Linked DNA regions of Homo sapiens: region 1 is linked to region 2. A link is a loop called in an ENCODE intact Hi-C map of the cell type or tissue named here. Cell type or tissue: CD14-positive monocyte. All regions are shown on one strand. Links, peaks and the distances in the headings refer to the core of each region. The heading gives the core; the rest is flanking DNA.

Region 1 (9,283 bases), core at 760-8,759, 62 kb after region 2:
AAGCTTTAGGGTAAAAGAATCAAGATTTTATAAAATATAAAATGGCTAAATGTATCATGAGGCCAGGAGCAGTGGCTCACACCTATAATCCCAACACTTTAGGAGGCTCAAGCAGGAAAATTGCTTGAGTTCAGGAGTTCAAGACCAGCCTGGGCAACATAATGAGACCTTGTCTCTACAGAAAAAAAAAAAAAAAAAATGCTTTTTAATTAGCCAGGAGTCATGATGTACATCTGTAGTCCTGGCTACTTGGGAGGCTAAGGCAAGAGTATCTCTTGAGCCTAAAAGGTTGAGGCTGCAGCGAGCCATGACTGAGCTACTACACTCCAGCCTGGATGACACAGTAAGACCCTGTCGCAAAAGAAAAAAAAAAAAAAACTCATGAAATTTTATGGCATAGCTGGGCATGGTGGCTCATGCCTGTAATCCCAGCACTTTGGAAGGCTGAGGCGGGAGAATTGCTTGAGCCCTGACATTAGAGACCAGCCTGGGCAACACAACAAGATCTCATCTCTACAAAAATTTTAAAAATTAGCCAGGCATGGCCCGGGTGCGGTGGCTCACTCCTGTAATCCCAGCACTTTGGGAGGCCGAGGCAGGTGGATCACCTGAGGTCAGGAGTTCGAGACCAGCCTGGCCAACATGGTGAACCCCGTCACTACCAAAAATATAAAAACTAGCCAGGCGTGGTGGTGGGTGCCTGTAATCCCAGCTACTCGGGAGGCCGAGGCAAGAGAATTCCTTGAACCCAGGAAACAAAGGTTGCAGTGAGCCAACACGGTGCCACTGCAGTCCAGCCTCGGTGACAGAGTAAGACTCCAACTAAAAAAAAAAAAAAAATTAGCCAGGCATGGTGATGCATGCCTGTAGTCCTAGCTACTTGGAAAGCTAAGGGAGGAGGGATAGCCTGAGCCCAGGAGTTTAAGGCTGCAGTGAGACATGATCGTGCGACTGCACTCCACCATGGGCAACAGAGAGAGACACTGTCTCAACAAAAAAAAAAGAGAGAGAGAAAGAAGAAAATAAATTTTATGGCATTGAAGAGGAATTATCTGTAGTCAGCTAAAATCATGCCACTGTACTCCAGCCTGTGCAAGAGCGGAGGACCCCGTCTCAAAAAAAAGAAAAAAAAAAGAGCTATTTATTAAGAAGTAATTTAAATAATTTATAGGAATTTCTTTCTTCCTTTATTTTTTTTGGAGGGGACAGGGTCTCACTCTGTTGCCCAGGCTCGAGTGCAATGGCGCCATCTCAGCTCACCGCAACCTCTGCCTCCGGGGTTCAAGCAATTCTCCTGCCTCAGCCTCCTGAGTAGCTGGGATTACAGGTGTGCGCCACCATGCCCGGCTAATTTTTGTATTTTTAGTAGAGATAGGGTTTCACCATGTTGGTCAGGCTGATCTCAAACTCCTGACTTCGTGATCTGCCCACCTCAGCCTCCCAAAGTGCTGGGATTACAGGCATAAGCCACCGGGCCCAGCTGTGAATTTTTCATAAGCAGTTACTAAGATAACCCTTCCAACCTCACAGAATATAAATTTCTCCTTCTTTTAGTAATGTCATTATTCTATTATTAAGTTCATCTCTGCAATTATATTAAAAATACTAGCCTGATAGTCATAAAATCTAATTTCTCTAAGTAAAATATATACGACAAAATTATAGAACATAGTAAAATTCCACAGTTTATACTGCAGAGGCAGGCCAATATAAGAAAGTTATCAATTAATATTTCAAATTAACCTATGTTTCTTTAGTTTTGACATTTTCCCTCCCCCATTTAACATATGCAGCTCTCACTAGACCTTTTAAAAATATGTACTTGGGCTGGGCGTGGTGGCTCACGCCTGTAATCCCAGCACTTTGGGAGGCCGAGGCGGGTGGATCACGAGGTCAAGAGATCAAGACCATCATGGCCAACATGGTGAAACCCCGTCTCTACTAAAAATACAAAAAATTAGCTGGGCATGGATGGTGCACACCTGTAGTCCCAGCTACTCGGGAAGCTGAGGCAGGAGAATCACTTGAACCTGGGAGGCGGAGGTTGCAGTGAGCCAAGATCGCACCACTGCACTCCAGCCTGGGCGACAGAGTGAGACTCCATCTCAAAATATATATATATGTGCTTGATTCTTTTTTTGTTCATATGATCAATCACTCAATTATGGCTAATAAGGAATAATGACATAAGCTTCTCTCTCATATCTGATAAATGTTCCCAGGGCAAACTTACAAAAACCAGGTTAAAATAAACAAATACAAAATAACTAGACTAAATGTAACATGAACACATTCCAGAAGATGAGTCCAATTTTTTTTTTTTTTTTTTTTTTTTGAAACAGAGCCTTGCTCTATTGCCCAAGCTGGAGTGCAGTGGTGCATCTCGGTTCACTGCAACCCCTGACTCCCGGGTTCAAGCAATTCTCATGTCTCAGCCTCCCAAGTAGCTGGGATTACTGGCTCACGCCACCATACCCAGCTAATTTTTTGTATTTTTAGTAGAGGCGGTGTTTCGCCATGTTGGCCAAGCTGGTCTCGAACTCCTGACCTCAAGTGATCTAACCGCCTCAGCCTCTCAAAGTGCTGGGATCACAGGAGTGAGCCAACCACGCACAGCCCCAACTTTTTTTTCTTAATTTTTTAAAAATACAGAGACACGGTCTCACCATGTTGCCCAGGCTGGTCTCAAACTCCTGAGCTCAAGCAATCTTCCCACCACCTTGGCCTCCCAAAGTACCAGGATGACAAGTGTGAGCCACCGTGCCTGGCCAAGTCTGACTTTTAATGCTTCTTTGATTATCAGCAAATCCCTATTATGTAAAATGACGGACATTAGTGTAAAAAGCCTGCATACCAGATACAAAAAAGCATAATCTTTGTGTAATTTTGAGACTGGCCAGGAGCCTTTCAAGGAATTTAACCAACTCAATGAAAGTGACATATGGACACCATATGCTAAGGCAGTAGGAGGTGAACTGAGGGTTAACTTTTACTTCATGACATAATCCCAGCATATTCGGAGGCCAAGGCGTGTGGATCACTTGACATCAGGAGTTCAAGACCAGCAAGGCCAACATGGCGAAACTCCTTCTCTACTAAAAAATACAAAAATCAGTCAGGTGTGGTGGCACGTGCCTGTAATACCAGCTACTCAGGAGGCTAAGGCAGAAGAATCACTTGAACCCAGGAGATGGAGGTTGCAGTGAGCCAAGAATGCATCACTGCACTTCAGCCTGGGTGACAGAGCAAGGTTCCACCTCAAAACAAACAAAAAAACAACAAAAAAGGGGAAACCGGCAGGATGCAGCAGCTCACACCATAATCCCAGCACTTTGAGTGGCTGAGGTGAGAGGATCAATTGAAGCCAGGAGTTTGAGACCAGCCTGGGCAACATAGCAAGGCTCTGTCTCTGTTAAAAAGTTTAAAAAATTGGCCGGGCGCGGTGGCTCACGCCTGTAATCCTAGCACTTTGGGAGGCCGAGACGGGCGGATCACGAGGTCAGGAGATCGAGACCATCTTGGCTAACACGGTGAAACCCCGTTTCTACTAAAAATACAAAAAATTAGCCGGGCGTGTTGGCGGGCGCCTGTAGTCCCAGCTACTTGGGAGGCTGAGGCAGGAGAATGGCATGAACCTGGGAGGGGGAGCTTGCAGTGAGCCGAGATCTCGCCACTGCACTCCAACCTGGGAGACACAGCGAGACTCTGTCTCAAAAAAAAAAAAAAAAAAAAAAAAAAAAAAAAAAAAGTTTAAAAAATTAGCTGGGCACGGTGGCTTGTGCCTGTAATCCTAGTTACTCAGCTATTTAGGAAGCTGATGTAGGAGGTTCACTTGAACTCAGGAGTTCAAGGCTTCGATGAGCTGTAATTATGCCACTACTCTCTGACCTAGACGACAGAGTGAGACTCTGTTAAATAAATAAATAAATAAAAAGTGGAGACTATCACACTTTAAGGTAACTTTTAGCTGCCTAAAAACCTTTCTTCCAGAATAGGCATAAAACATAATATATACACAAACACATTTTTTTTTTGGAGACAACGGTTTCACTCTGTCGCCCAGGCTGGTCTCAAGTTCCTGGGCTCGAGCAGTCCTCCCTCCTTGGCATGCCAAAGTGCTAGGATTACAGGCGTCAGCCACCACACCCAGCCACACACACACTTTTTTTTTTTTTTCTAATAGAGACAGGGTTTCACCATGTTGCCCAGACTGGTTTCAAACTCCTGAGCTCAAGTGATCCACCCACCTCAGCCTCCCAAAGTGCTGGGATTACACGTTTGAGCCACCATGCCTGGTCTCGATTTTTTAAAACTGATCAAAGGACTACAAATATGACAGTAGTTTTAAATAGTAAAAATCAAATTAGATCAAACTAAAAAAATACATTCAAAAGCTTAGATTCAAATATTTCCTGTAAACTGCATGACAGGCAGTGTGCTGTTGCTCACAGGATTTGGATGATCTATTCTCCAAAGTAATAAAATTACAGAATTACATGTCCTCATTTATGAGGTTTTATAACTCAGGTTTTTTCAACAAAATACTCGTTCCTCATTCAGTATTCATCTCCACAAATAGGACCACTCAGTTGCCCAAACCAAGATCTACGACACCACCTTTACTCTTTTCTCTCACATCCCACATCCAAGACATCAACATATTCTACTGACTTTACTTCTCCTTACTCCCATTTCAATCACCACCACATGTCCACATCACACAGTCTATTCTCCATACAGCAGCCACAGTGACCTTTTAAAAGTAAATTCACACCTACTCCTCTTAATCCTCCACTGGCTTTCTATTATATCTAGATTAAAATCCAAAATCTTTACTATGGTCTGTAATGTCCATGTATTAGTCCATTCTCACACTGCTATAGAACTACCTGAGACTGTGTAATTTAAAAAAAAAAAAAAAAGAAAGAAAAAAAAGAGGTTTAACTGACTCACAGTTCCACGTGGCTGGGGAAGCCCCAAGAAACTTACAATAATGGTAGAAAACGAAGAGGAAGCAAGGCACGTCTTACATGATGGCAGGAGAGAGAGAGAGAGCAAGGGGAGAAGTGCCACACCTTTGAACCATCAGATCTCATGAAAAATCATTCACTATCACAAGAACAGCATGGGGAAAATCTGCCCCCATGATCCAATCACCTCCCACCAGGTCCCTCCCCTGACTTGTTGGGGATTACAATTCGACATGAGATTTAAGTAAGGACACAAAGCCAAACCATACCAGTCCACATAATCTGATGTCTCAAATCCAACCTCCCTCCATTCCAGCCACACTGGCTTTCTTCCATTTCTAAGACTACATTGAGCTCACTCCTATCTCTGGGCCTCTGCACTGATGTTCCTTCTACCACAAATGTTTTTTTTTTCCTAGAAATCTTCAGTTTCAGCTTAATTGCCACCTTTTCAGAGAGACTTTCCCTGAGAGAATTAGTTAAGGTAGAATGGCCAGTCATTCTCTATCCCTTTATCCTGCTTTATTCTCATCAAGTTACTTACTAAAACCCAATAGTATACTGTATATATATTTGTTTGCTGTCTTCTTATCCCATAAAGATGTAATATCCATGAGGGCTGAGGGTCTGTGTTGCTCCATTACCATATCCTGAACACCTAGACCACTGCATGACACACAGTAAAAGCTTAAGCTTAAGTATTCAATGCTGAGTGATTAAATTCTTTTATAATAAACAATATATAACCATTTATTATTTAAGAAATGTTATCTAAGGAATGGCATACAAAAAGCTGATACGAGATAAAGGGACAGAATAAAGCATAGGGTCTAAAAAAAAGACAAGAAAGACAAGCTACACTCCAAAAATGGTTATAGTATTTGCCTCCATAAATCACTCAGGATTACTAGAAGTTTTCATTTTTACTTATCTTAATTTAAAAATAATAATTAAATGGTGAAAGTATACTTAGGTAATTAGAAAACATTATCGTATTTTAAGAGGGATTCTGACAATGATGCTGTTCTTTTGCATAGTACTTTTTGAAAAAACTATAAAAAACTAAGACCTAGAGAAAGGTTGTGCCAGAAAAAAATATTTTAAGTTTTCTTTTTTCTTAAGACACAGGATTTTGCTCTACTGTCCAGGCTGGAATTCAGAGGCGCAATCATGTATCACACTGCAGCCTCGACCTCCTGGGCTCAAGTGATTCTCCTGCCTCGGTCTCCCAACTACCTAAAATTACAGGCTCGCACCACCATGCCTGGCTAGTTTATTTTTTGTTGAGATGGGGTCTCATTATGTTGCACAGGCTGGTATCAAACTACTGGGTTCAAGCAATCTTCCCGCCTTGGCCTCCCCAAGTGCTGAGATTACAGGTAGGAGACAGCACAATCAGCCAAAGGTTATTTTTCTTTTCTTTTGAGACAGTCTCACTCTGGCGCCAGGCTGGAGTGGCGCGATCTTGGCTCACTGCAACCTCTGCCTCCTGGATTTAAGCAATTCTCCTGCCTCAGTCTCCCGAATAGCTGGGACTACAGGTTCACGCCACCACACCCGGCTAATTTTTGTATTTTTAGTAGAGATGGGGTTTCACCATGTTGGCCAGGATGGTCTCAATCTCCTGACCTCGTGATCCGTCTGCCTTGGTCTCCCAAAGTGCTGGGATTACAGGAGTAAGCCATCGCGCCTGGCCCAAAGGTTATTTTTCAAAGTGTTATTCAAAATGTTATTTTTCAATGAACTGAAGGTTCCTAATGATTAGGGTGACCAGATAATTTATAACAGAAACTGGGTCAATTCTAAGAGTGAATGGGGCTGCAGAAATAATTAATTGATCTACAATAGGTGTTACTGAGCCTTCAGACAGACCAAGAAAAATATCCATTACCTACATGATACTCTTTTTTTTTTTTTTTTTTTTTTGAGGGTCTCACTCTGTCACCCAGGTTGGAGCATAGAGGTTTGATCAAAGCTTACTGCAGCCTTTAACTCCTGGCCTCAAGTGATCCTCTTGCCTCAGCCTCCAAAGTACATGGGACTACAGGCACATGCCACCATGCCTGGTTAATTTGCAAATATACAAAGATCAGCTTAAAACCCCCCCAACCAACCTACATACTCTTTATTTCACTTCATATTATGTCATAGTGAACTGTCTACTGGCCATTCCATTAACCACGCCTCTGGATCTTCACTTCCTAGAAGGCTTTGCCTTCTCTTCTCTACCTACAGAAGTCTTGCATCTTCTGCTTTAAGTGTCACTTTCTCAATGAAGTCACCTCTTCCTTTCGCATGCAATTAACACGTTCCTGTCTCTAATCAAAGGTTCTTAATCTGGAGCTTAGAAATGGCCTGATGAGGTGGGGCGCAGTGTCTCACACCTGTAATCCCAGCATATTGGAAGGTCAAGGTGGGCGGATCACTTGAGGTCAGGAGTTCGAGACCAGCCTGGCCAATATGGTGAAACCCCATCTTTACTAAAAATACAAAAATTAGCCAGGTGTGGTGATGTGCACCTGTAATCCCAGCTACTCAGGAGGCTGAGGCAGGAGAATCACTTGAACCAGGAGGCAGAGGTTGTAGTGAGCCAAGATCGAGCCACGGCACTCCAGCCTGGGCAACAGAGTGAGATTCCTTCTCAAAAAAAAAAAAAAAGAAAAAAAGAAATGGCCTGATGGACATCTGGGAAACTCTGAAATTATATGTAAACACTATGTATATGTAACTCTTGAAAGAGAGAGCATTACAACTATTTTCAGATTCTAAAAGTGATTCACAACCCAAAATAATAGGAATCACTTCTCTATCATATCACTTTATATTAGAATTATTTATTTTCTTATCTCCCTCAGTAGACTATGAGTCCTTTTAAGGTATCCTATCTATATCCACAGGAATAAATGGTATGTTGAACCGAAATATTTAAAAGATAGGTTTCACTCCCTAATTCCCCTAAATTACCTTAGGTTCACTGTAAAACACCTAAAATTTACTTCTAATATTATTAGCTTCATCCTCTAACTTTTAAATTTTCTTTCATATGGCTGGGCATGGTGGCTCACGCCTGTAATCCCAGCACTTTCGTAGGCCAAGGTGGGTGGATCACTTGAGCCCAGGAATTTGAAACCAGCCTGCTCAACCAAGTAAGAATCCTCAAAATAATTATTTTCCCTTCATTTATGAATTTGAATCATCTAATATAAAAAATTAAATGGGCTGGGCATAATGGCTCATGTCTATAATCCCAGCACTTTGGGAGGTGGAGGCAGGAGGACTGCTTGAGCTCGGGAGTCTGACCAACCTGAGCAACATCATAAAACCTTGCCTCTACCAAAAAAAATTTTTTTTTTTTTGAGACGGAGTCTCGCTCTGTCGCCCAGGCTGGAGTGCAGTGGCACGATCTCAGCTCACTGCAAGCTCCGCCTCCTGGGTTCACGCCATTCTCCTGCCTCAGCCTCCTGAGTAGCTGGGACTACAGGCGCCCGCCACCATGTCCGGCTAATTTTTTCTATTTTTAGTAGAGACGGGGTTTCACTGTGTTAGCCAGGATGGTCTCGATCTCCTGACCTCGTGATCCACCTGCCTCGGCCTCCCAAAGTGCTGGGATTACAGGCATGAGCCACCGTGCCCAGCCAAAAAAATTTTTTAATTAGCATGCACAGTAGCATGTGACTGTAGTCCCAGTTACTTGGGAGGCTGAGGCAGGAGGATAACTTGAGGCCAGGAGTTCAAGGCTGCAGTAATCCATAATCATGCCACTGCACTCCTGCCTGGGTGACAGAGTGAGACCCGATCTCTTAAAAATGAAAAAAAATTAAATTTCCTTCTGTTAAAAACAGTGTTCATGGCCAGGCACAGTGGCTCAGGCCTGTAATCCCAGCACTTTGAGGGGCTGAGGTGGTGGATCACTTGAGGTCAGGAGTTCGAGACCAACCAACATGGTGAAACTCTGTCTCTACTAAAAGAACAAAATTAGCAGGGCATGGTGGCACACGCCTATAATCCCAGCTACTTGGGAGGCTGAGGCAGTAGAATCACTTGAACTGGGAAGGCAGAGGTTGCAGTGAGCTGAGATCACACCGTTACATTCCAGCCTGGCAACAAGAGCAAAACTCCATCTCAAAATTTAAAAAAAAAGTGTTCACTCTTCTAAACTTTCAGCATTTTGAAAATATGTAATCAAGGAGAATAAAAAGTAAAACTTAAAAAATTTAAAGTTTAGAAAATGTAAAACTGATAAAATTTTTAAGAAAAAAAATCCAGAAAGAAAATAAAACTCAAGAGTCCAAAAAGAATACAAAGCTGCCTAT
Region 2 (8,000 bases), core at 1-8,000:
GTCTCAAAAAAAAAAAAAAAAAAAAAAAAAAAGAAGTTTAGTGTCCTTAATCCAAATGCTCCAAAATCTGTAAATTTGTGAGAGTTGGCATGAAACAAAAAAATTTAAAAAGCTCATTGGAGCACTTGAGATTTTCAGACTAGGAATGCTGAACCTGTAAATAATGTAATTCTCCAAAATTCAGAAAAATCTGAAATCCAAAACTCTTCTGGTCCCAAGCATTCTGGATAAGGGACACTAGATCTGTATTTAATGGACAAAAAGTTTCAGTTTTGCAAGATGAAAAGAGGTATGAAGATACACAGTGTTGACAATTACATATTTTTTTTTCCTTGAGACAAGGTCTCACTCTGTTACCCAGGCTGGAGTGCAGTGGCATAACCATAGCTCACCACAGCCTTGATCTCCCAGGCTCAAGCGATCCTCCCACCTCTGCCTCCCAAGTAGTTGTGACTACAGGCATGTGCCACCATGCCCAGTAATTAAAAAAAAAAAAAATCTTTTATAGAGACACATTCTTGCTATGTCACCCAGGCTGGTCTCAAATTCCTGGGCTCAATCAATGCCCCTGTACTGACATCCCTAAATACTGGGATTACAGGTATGGGCCAATGTGCCCAGTCAAATGTAAATGTTCTTAATGCCACGGAACTATAAACTTAAAAATGGTTAAGGTGAGCCGGGCACAGTGGCTCATGCTTGTAATCCTAGCCCTTTGGGAGGCCGAGGCGGGCGGATCACAAGGTCAGTAGTTCAAGACCAGCCTGGCCAACACAGTCTCTACTAAAAATACAGGGCATGGTGGTGGATGCCTGTAATCCCAGCTACTCGGGAGGTTGAGGCAGGAGAATCGCTTGAACCCAGGAGGTGGAGGTTGCAGTGAGCTGAGATCACGCCACTGCACTCCAGCCTGGGCAACAGAGCTAGACTCCTTCTCTTAAAAAAAAAAAAAAATTAAGGTGGTACTATGGTTGAATACTGACCCCTCCAAATCTCATATTGAAATGTGACCCCCAATGTTGGAGCTGGAGTCTAATGGGAAGTGTTTGGATTAAGGGAGTTGATCTCTCATGAATGAGTTGCTGCCATCCTTGCTGGAGTGAGTTCTCACTTAGTTCCCTTAAGAACTGGTTATTTAGAAGAGCCTGTCACCTGGTTCTCTCATCATGTGATCTCTGAACACACCTCCCCCTCACCTTTTGCCATGAGTAGAAGCTTCCTGAGGCCCTTATCTGAAGCAGGTGTTGGTCTGGCAATATGCTTCTTGTATAGCCTACAGAACCATGAGACTAATAAAGCTCTTTTTTTTTTTTTACCCCCAAATAATCCAGACTTAGGTATTCCTTTATAGCAAATGATCTCAGAAAGATGGTAAATTTTGTGTATTTTACCACAACTGAAAAAAAGTTTTTTTAAGAGAACAGGTCTCACTCTGTTGCCCAGGGTGGAGTACAGTGGCACAATCATAGCTCACTGCAGCCTAGAACTCCTGGGTTTAAGTGATCTTCCCCTGCCTCAGCCTCACAAGTAGCTGGGACTAGAGGCACGAGTCACCACATCCAGATAAAAACACTTTTAAAGTAGTCAAAACAACAATATTACTCTAGCACAAAAGCTTGATATCAAACAAGTTTGTTTCAAGAGCACTTATTCAATTTCACTAATTGGTTGTCAGACGAATACATATTTGCACGTATATTTGTAAATGCTTGCTTGTTTCTTGTTGAATTGTAAACAATACTTGACAAAGTAGAGCTGTTTAAACAATGAAAACTTGATATGGTAGTATATTCCACATGAAACTCATAAATGGTAGACAGCTATATAAAACCATCCAACACAGATCTTAAAATCAACATTTAATAGTCTGCACAAAACATGATGCCTTTTTTATGTTTCAGTGAATGAAAAATAAAAATTTTTATCTTTTATTATCGAGGGAGAGTAAGAAAGTCCCAAACAGAATACATATTTTCTCATCTCATAGAGCAAGAGAAGTTATTTAAAAACAACATGCCATGGGAGGCCAAGGCAGACGGATCACAAGGTCAAGAGATCGAGACCATCCTGACCAACATGGTGAAACCCTGTCTCTACTAAAAATACAAAAAATTAGCTGGGCGTGGTGGCACATGCCTGTAGTCCCAGCAACTAGGGAGGCTGAGGCAGGAGAATCGCTTGAACCCAGGAGGCAGAGCTTGCAGTGAGCCGAGACTGCACCACTGCACTCCAGCCTGGCAACAGAGCAAGACGCCGTCTCAAAACAAAACAAAACAAAACAAAATGCCCCCATGAACATAATCAAGAAACACTATAAATAATTAAATAAAACAAGAAAATAATTCCTCTACTACAGGAAAACATTGGCTCTTCATGTCAATGAGGGTTCTGTTACTATTGCAACTGCCAATCTGAAAGGAATTGAGGAACCACTTTTTCCTTCTTCAAATCTAACATCATCCCATGTGGAATAGTTGCGTCCACTTAACAACATTTTCTTACTTATTCTTTGCAACGTGCCAAAACACTATGCTGAACTCAGGCTTTGAGGCCCAGACAACCATCAGAAATGACCAATTTGCGGGGCCAGGCACAGTGATCATATCTGTAATCTTAGCACTTTGGGAGGCGGAGGTGAGAAGATTGCTTGAGCTTAAAAGTTCAAGACCAGCCTGGGTAACACAGCAAGACTCCGTCTCTACAAAAAAAATTTAAAAATTACCCAGGCATGGTGGTGCATGCCTGTGGTCTGAGCTACTTGCAAGGCTGAGGTGGAAGAACTGCTTCAGCCTAGGAGGAGGAGGTTGCAGTGAGCCAAGATCATGTCACTGCACTCCAGCCTGGGCAACAGAGTGAGACCCTGTCTCAAAAATAAATAAATAAATAAATGAATAAATAAAGAAGAATACCATTTATCTGTTGGGATAAGGGCAGGTATGGGACCATGTATAGCCAGCGCGATTACTGGAATACATTTCAAACGATGTCCAAGTCAGGTCCTATTTACATGCAGTGAATCAGAAGATACATACTTTAATTTTCCATTCTAGGTTAATACAGAATATCTAATAACTATACCAACTAAAACATTTTAAAATATAAATCCCATTAAATATTCAAACAATGGTATAATATTGTAAATAAAAACAAGTCCTGTGATTTTTACTGAAACATGGAGTGAAATAAAAGAGTGTAAGCTTAATGCAGAAACTTTTAAAATCAATTATAGAAAGGGTACGTATTTCCTACTTTATATATAGCATCAACCACTGGGTAGTTCTACTGACTATTAGATTGATCACACATTCCCACTACATAAAGCATTATTGTAAAAAGAATGCTGGCATTTATTTCTTATTTATGTATTTATTTTAATTTTGAGACAGAGTCTCCCTCTATCAGCCAGGCTGGAGTGCAGTGGTGAGACCTTTGTTCACGGCAACCTTCACCTCTCAGGTTCAAGCCATCCTCATACTTCAGCCTCCCGAATACCTGGGACTATGGGTATGCACCACCACCCCCAGTTAATTTTTGAATTTTTAGTAGACACAGTGTTTTGCCATGTTGGCCAGATTGGTCTCAAACTCCTGGCCTCAAGTGATCCGCCCACCTCAGCCCCCCAAAGTGCTGGGATTATAGTCATAAACCACTGTGCCCAGCCTATTTCTTCTTAGTGACTCTAGCTTCCCTTTCCCTTTTGAAATAATCTCTGATTAAAGTTTACATGCTACAAATGCTGCACCTCTGAGAGCAAGAATACTCAAATGTCAAAAAGAATAAACCATAACAACTCACAATTTCTCAGACAATGAGCAGATTATGATTATTATGTAAGCTCAGGCTTCCAAGTGCTCTCTCCTTCAAAGCCAAGCATGTAACAGGTATACAGCATAACAGTAACCATACTCTGACATACTTAAGATTCTTTCTTTCTTTTTTTTTCTTTATGTGGAGACAGAGTCTTGCTCTGTCATCCAGGCTGGAGTGCAGGGGTGCAATCTCGGCTCACTGCAACCTCTGCCTCCTGGGTTCAAGCGATTCTCCTACCTCAGCCTTCCAAGTAGCTGGGACTACAGGCGCGCAGCACAATGCCTGGCTAATTTTTGTATTTTTAGTAGAGACAGGATTTCACCATGTTGGGCAGGCTGGTCTCGAACTCCTGAACTCAGGTGATCCACTTGCCTCAGCCTCCCAAAGTGCTGGGATTACAGCCATGAACCACCGTGCCCGGCTCTGACATATTTAAGACTCAATTACAGTACATGGTAGGCACAAACCTTCAGTACAAGATGAATAAATCAAGAAAATCAAAGTAAAACTATTGCTACTATAATTTAATATTAACATAAAATCCAGCAAATACGTAAATTTCTATTTCAAAACAACATTTGCTATAGCCTCACAAAAAGGTTCCTATATGAAAATTTTGGTGCAAAAATACCTCAACGATGGCACTAAGCACCGAAAATGCATATCTGTCCAAAGTATAATCTAAAATGGTACAGAATTATTTTATGGATAATTTAAAGGCTATCTTCTTTTGCTACCTTTCATTTAAATACCAAAGATTGCACCTTAACAATGTAAGAAATGAAATAGTACTGGCTGACTATATATCCAGTTATTTATAAGGGAAAGCACTCAATGATGGGTGTCCATTATGATTTTTCTATCTGATTATGCTAAATGTAGTACAAAAACCCCACAAGTTATTTTTAGGTCATCACTGAGTTGGTTAAATAAACATTATGTCTGCCTGTGTAATGTGACTCCCGTAGTACTTACTCTGTCGAGAATAAACAGACATCATGCACACTGAATCATATGAGACAGGTTCAGAAAACAGCTGAGTCACCGACCATTAGCCCTTTACTTCCTGTTCACAGTAACACAGTGGAAATTTCTACCTCACCACAACATCAGGCTTCTTTTCCCATTCCCACTAATAAGTTATACTTTCCCTCAATAACACCAACCAGTTTGTGTTAAAGCTCAATTTAGACATCACATAGTTCTATTATGTTCTAATATTCCCAACCCACACACCAAGTTCCTGACAATACAAAAACAAAGACAAGTAACATTAGGAGGTTAATTAGGTTGGCATGCGTCATCACAATTAAGCTAGGTCTATTTGGAAAAAACCAAGTCTCTCCAGTTGACCTACAGGTGGAAGTATTACAGTATCACCTCACTGTCCATGTAGCTTGTACTTTTTTGATATGGCCAACAGATCCCCTAGGTTTTCTTTCTAAAGCTTCCCTGAATTACATGGTAAATGTTCTTTTACTATGAATAACAAGCTTTAAAGCAAAATCACTTTCAGTTTTCTTTCCTTCGAGGATGCTAATTAGTAGTACCCTCAGTTAAAAACATTAGGCACGCAAAAACTTTTACTCACATTAGAATGAAAAAAACTCTCAAACTATACTTGACTTCAGATGTAGCAATCTAACAAGTTTGTGAGTTTTTCTTTTTTGTTTGCAGTAGCAATTCTAAGTCATGGAAATCAAGTTGAAAAAGACACGATTCCTATGCACAGGGATTTACAATTTACCTAACAACAGTAAAAATGACATAGAAAGTGGTGTAAGGGCTCTCCCTCTCCCTCCCCCTCCCCTCCCCCTCCCCCCCTCCCCCTCCCTCTCCCTCTCCCCACGGTCTCCCTCTCTTTCCACGTCTCCCTCTCATGCGGAGCCAAAGCTGGACTGTACTGCTGCCATCTCGGCTCACTGCAACCTCCCTGCCTGATTCTCCTGCCTCAGCCTGCCGAGTGCCTGCGATTGCAGGCACGCGCCGCCATGCCTGACTGGTTTTGGTGGAGACAGGGTTTCGCTGTGTTGGCCGGGCCAGTCTCCAGCCCCTAACCGCGAGTGATCCGCCAGCCTCGGCCTCCCGAGGTGCCGGGATGGCAGACGGAGTCTTGTTCACTCAGTGCTCAATGGTGCCCAGGCTGGAGTGCAGTGGCGTGATCTCGGCTCGCTACAACCTACACCTCCCAGCCGTCTGCCTTGGCCTCCCAAAGTGCCGAGATTGCAGCCTCTGCCCAGCCGCCACCCCGTCTGGGAAGTGAGGAGTGTCTCTGCCTGGCCGCCCATCGTCTGGGATGTGAGGAGCCCCTCTGCCTGGCTGCCCAGTCTGGAAAGTGAGGAGCGTCTCCGCCCGGCCGCCATCCCATCTAGGAAGTGAGGAGCGCCTCTTCCCGGCCGCCATCACATCTACGAAGTGAGGAGCGTCTCTGCCCGGCCGCCCATCGTCTGAGATGTGGGGAGCGCCTCTGCCCCGCCGCCCCATCTGGGATGTGAGGAGCGCCTCTGCCCGGCCACGACCCCATCTGGGAGGTGAGGAGCGTCTCTGCCCGGCCGCCCAGTCTGAGAAGTGAGGAGACCCTCTGCCTGGCAACCACCCCGTCTGAGAAGTGAGGAGACCCTCCGCCCGGCAGCTGCCCCGTCTGAGAAGTGAGGAGCCTCTCCGCCCAGCAGCCACCCCATCTGGGAAGTGAGGAGCGTCTCCGCCCGGCAGTCACCCCGTCCGGGAGGGAGGTGGGGGGGGGTCAGCCCCCCGCCCGGCCAGCCGCCCCATCCGGGAGGGAGGTGGGGGTTCAGCCCCCCGCCCGGCCAGCCGCCCCGTCCGGGAGGTGAGGGGCGCCTCTGCCCGGCCGCCCCTACTGGGAAGTGAAGAGCCCCTCTGCCCGGCCAGCCGCCCCGACCGTGAGGGAGGTGGGGGGGTCAGCCCCCTGCCCAGCCAGCCACCCCGTCTGGGAGGTGTGCCCAACAGCTCATTGAGAATGGGCCAGGATGACAATGGCGGCTTTGTGGAATAGAAAGGGGGGAAAGGTGGGGAAAAGATTGAGAAATCGGATGGTTGCCGTGTCTGTGTAGAAAGAAGTAGACATGGGAGACTTTTCATTTTGTTCTGCACTAAGAAAAATTCTTCTCCCTTGGGATCCTGTTGATCTGTGACCTTACCCCCAACCCTGTGCTCTCTGAAACATGTGCTGTGTCCACTCAGGGTTAAATGGATTAAGGGCGGTGCAAGATGTGCTTTGTTAAACAGATGCCTGAAGGCAGCATGCTCGTTAAGAGTCATCACCAATCCCTAATCTCAAGTAATCAGGGACACAAACACTGCAGAAGGCCGCAGGGTCCTCTGCCTAGGAAAACCAGAGACCTTTGTTCACTTGTTTATCTGCTGACCTTCCCTCCACTATTGTCCCATGACCCTGCCAAATCCCCCTCTGTGAGAAACACCCAATAATTATCAATAAAAAAATAAATTTAAAAAAAAAAAAAGAAAGTGGTGTAAGGAGTATGAATAATATATCAAGAAGTACAGAGCAGAATGTGATTAATTCTTCCTGGGAGAAGAGTTCCAGGGAGCCTCCAAAGGTGGCAGATCAACAGTGATAGATGGTGAGCTTGCAGTCAGCCATAAAAAGCAGAGGAGATCATGTGTAGGCAAAACAAGGAATATTTTAAACAGAAGCACAAAGACCTGAAAAACTAGGGCACGTCTGCTGAACCATAAACACGTCAGTAATGCCAGAGAATAGAAGTGCATGAGGTAGAGTGAGAGGAGGTGACATCAGAGGATTAGATTAGGGCCAGACTAAAAAGACGGGTCAAGTAAGGACTTCGCCATGAAGGTAATCCTAGGAGATGTTGAACAGGGCAGAAATATCATCCAATTTGTTTAAAAAAGAGAGCCATTACAACAATATGAACTCTTAGTGAAGATACTGGTGTCAAGATATCAAACAGGGATCTATTCCGACAGCCCAGGTACATAGTGATAAGGGCCTGATAACAGCAGTGGATCTCGACAGAAAAAAAAAAGGCAGATTTGGGAGTTAATTCATATATTATAGAAACAGCAGGATTTTCTGAGCACCTAAATATAAGGGGAAGAAAGCTGCTTCTCCAAGGTTTGAGGATTAGATGGTGAAGAATGCTTACAGAACCCAAAATGATTGGGTCCCAGGCTATCATTGACTTCACTTC

Evidence for each region. A loop is a pair of places that touch in the nucleus more often than their neighbours do. Peaks named below come from ENCODE experiments on the same cell type or tissue, not always from the same donor. Only the 100,000 strongest peaks of a DNase experiment are listed, where the experiment ranks them.
Region 1: a loop joins it to region 2, with 1.8 times the contacts of the local background. A loop is called at or near these places in 4 of 110 quality-filtered maps.

The regions. Positions count from the first base shown.
Region 1 is chr1:21,079,326-21,088,608 of GRCh38, forward strand. The region is part of intron 3 of EIF4G3 (eukaryotic translation initiation factor 4 gamma 3); the gene reads right to left. Among named protein-coding and RNA genes, the nearest start is that of EIF4G3, 93 kb to the right of the region's middle. In CD14-positive monocyte, for the core only: no CTCF peak of the experiment used is centred there; a DNase peak (open chromatin) is centred at 4,996.
Region 2 is chr1:21,017,623-21,025,622 of GRCh38, forward strand. The region is part of intron 4 of EIF4G3 (eukaryotic translation initiation factor 4 gamma 3); the gene reads right to left. Among named protein-coding and RNA genes, the nearest start is that of MIR1256, 33 kb to the left of the region's middle. RefSeq lists an enhancer at 4,778-4,922, a cis regulatory region at 4,845-4,855 and a silencer at 4,994-5,288. In CD14-positive monocyte, for the core only: no CTCF peak of the experiment used is centred there; a DNase peak (open chromatin) is centred at 4,839; H3K4me3 peaks cover 1,215 bases; H3K27ac peaks cover 1,762 bases.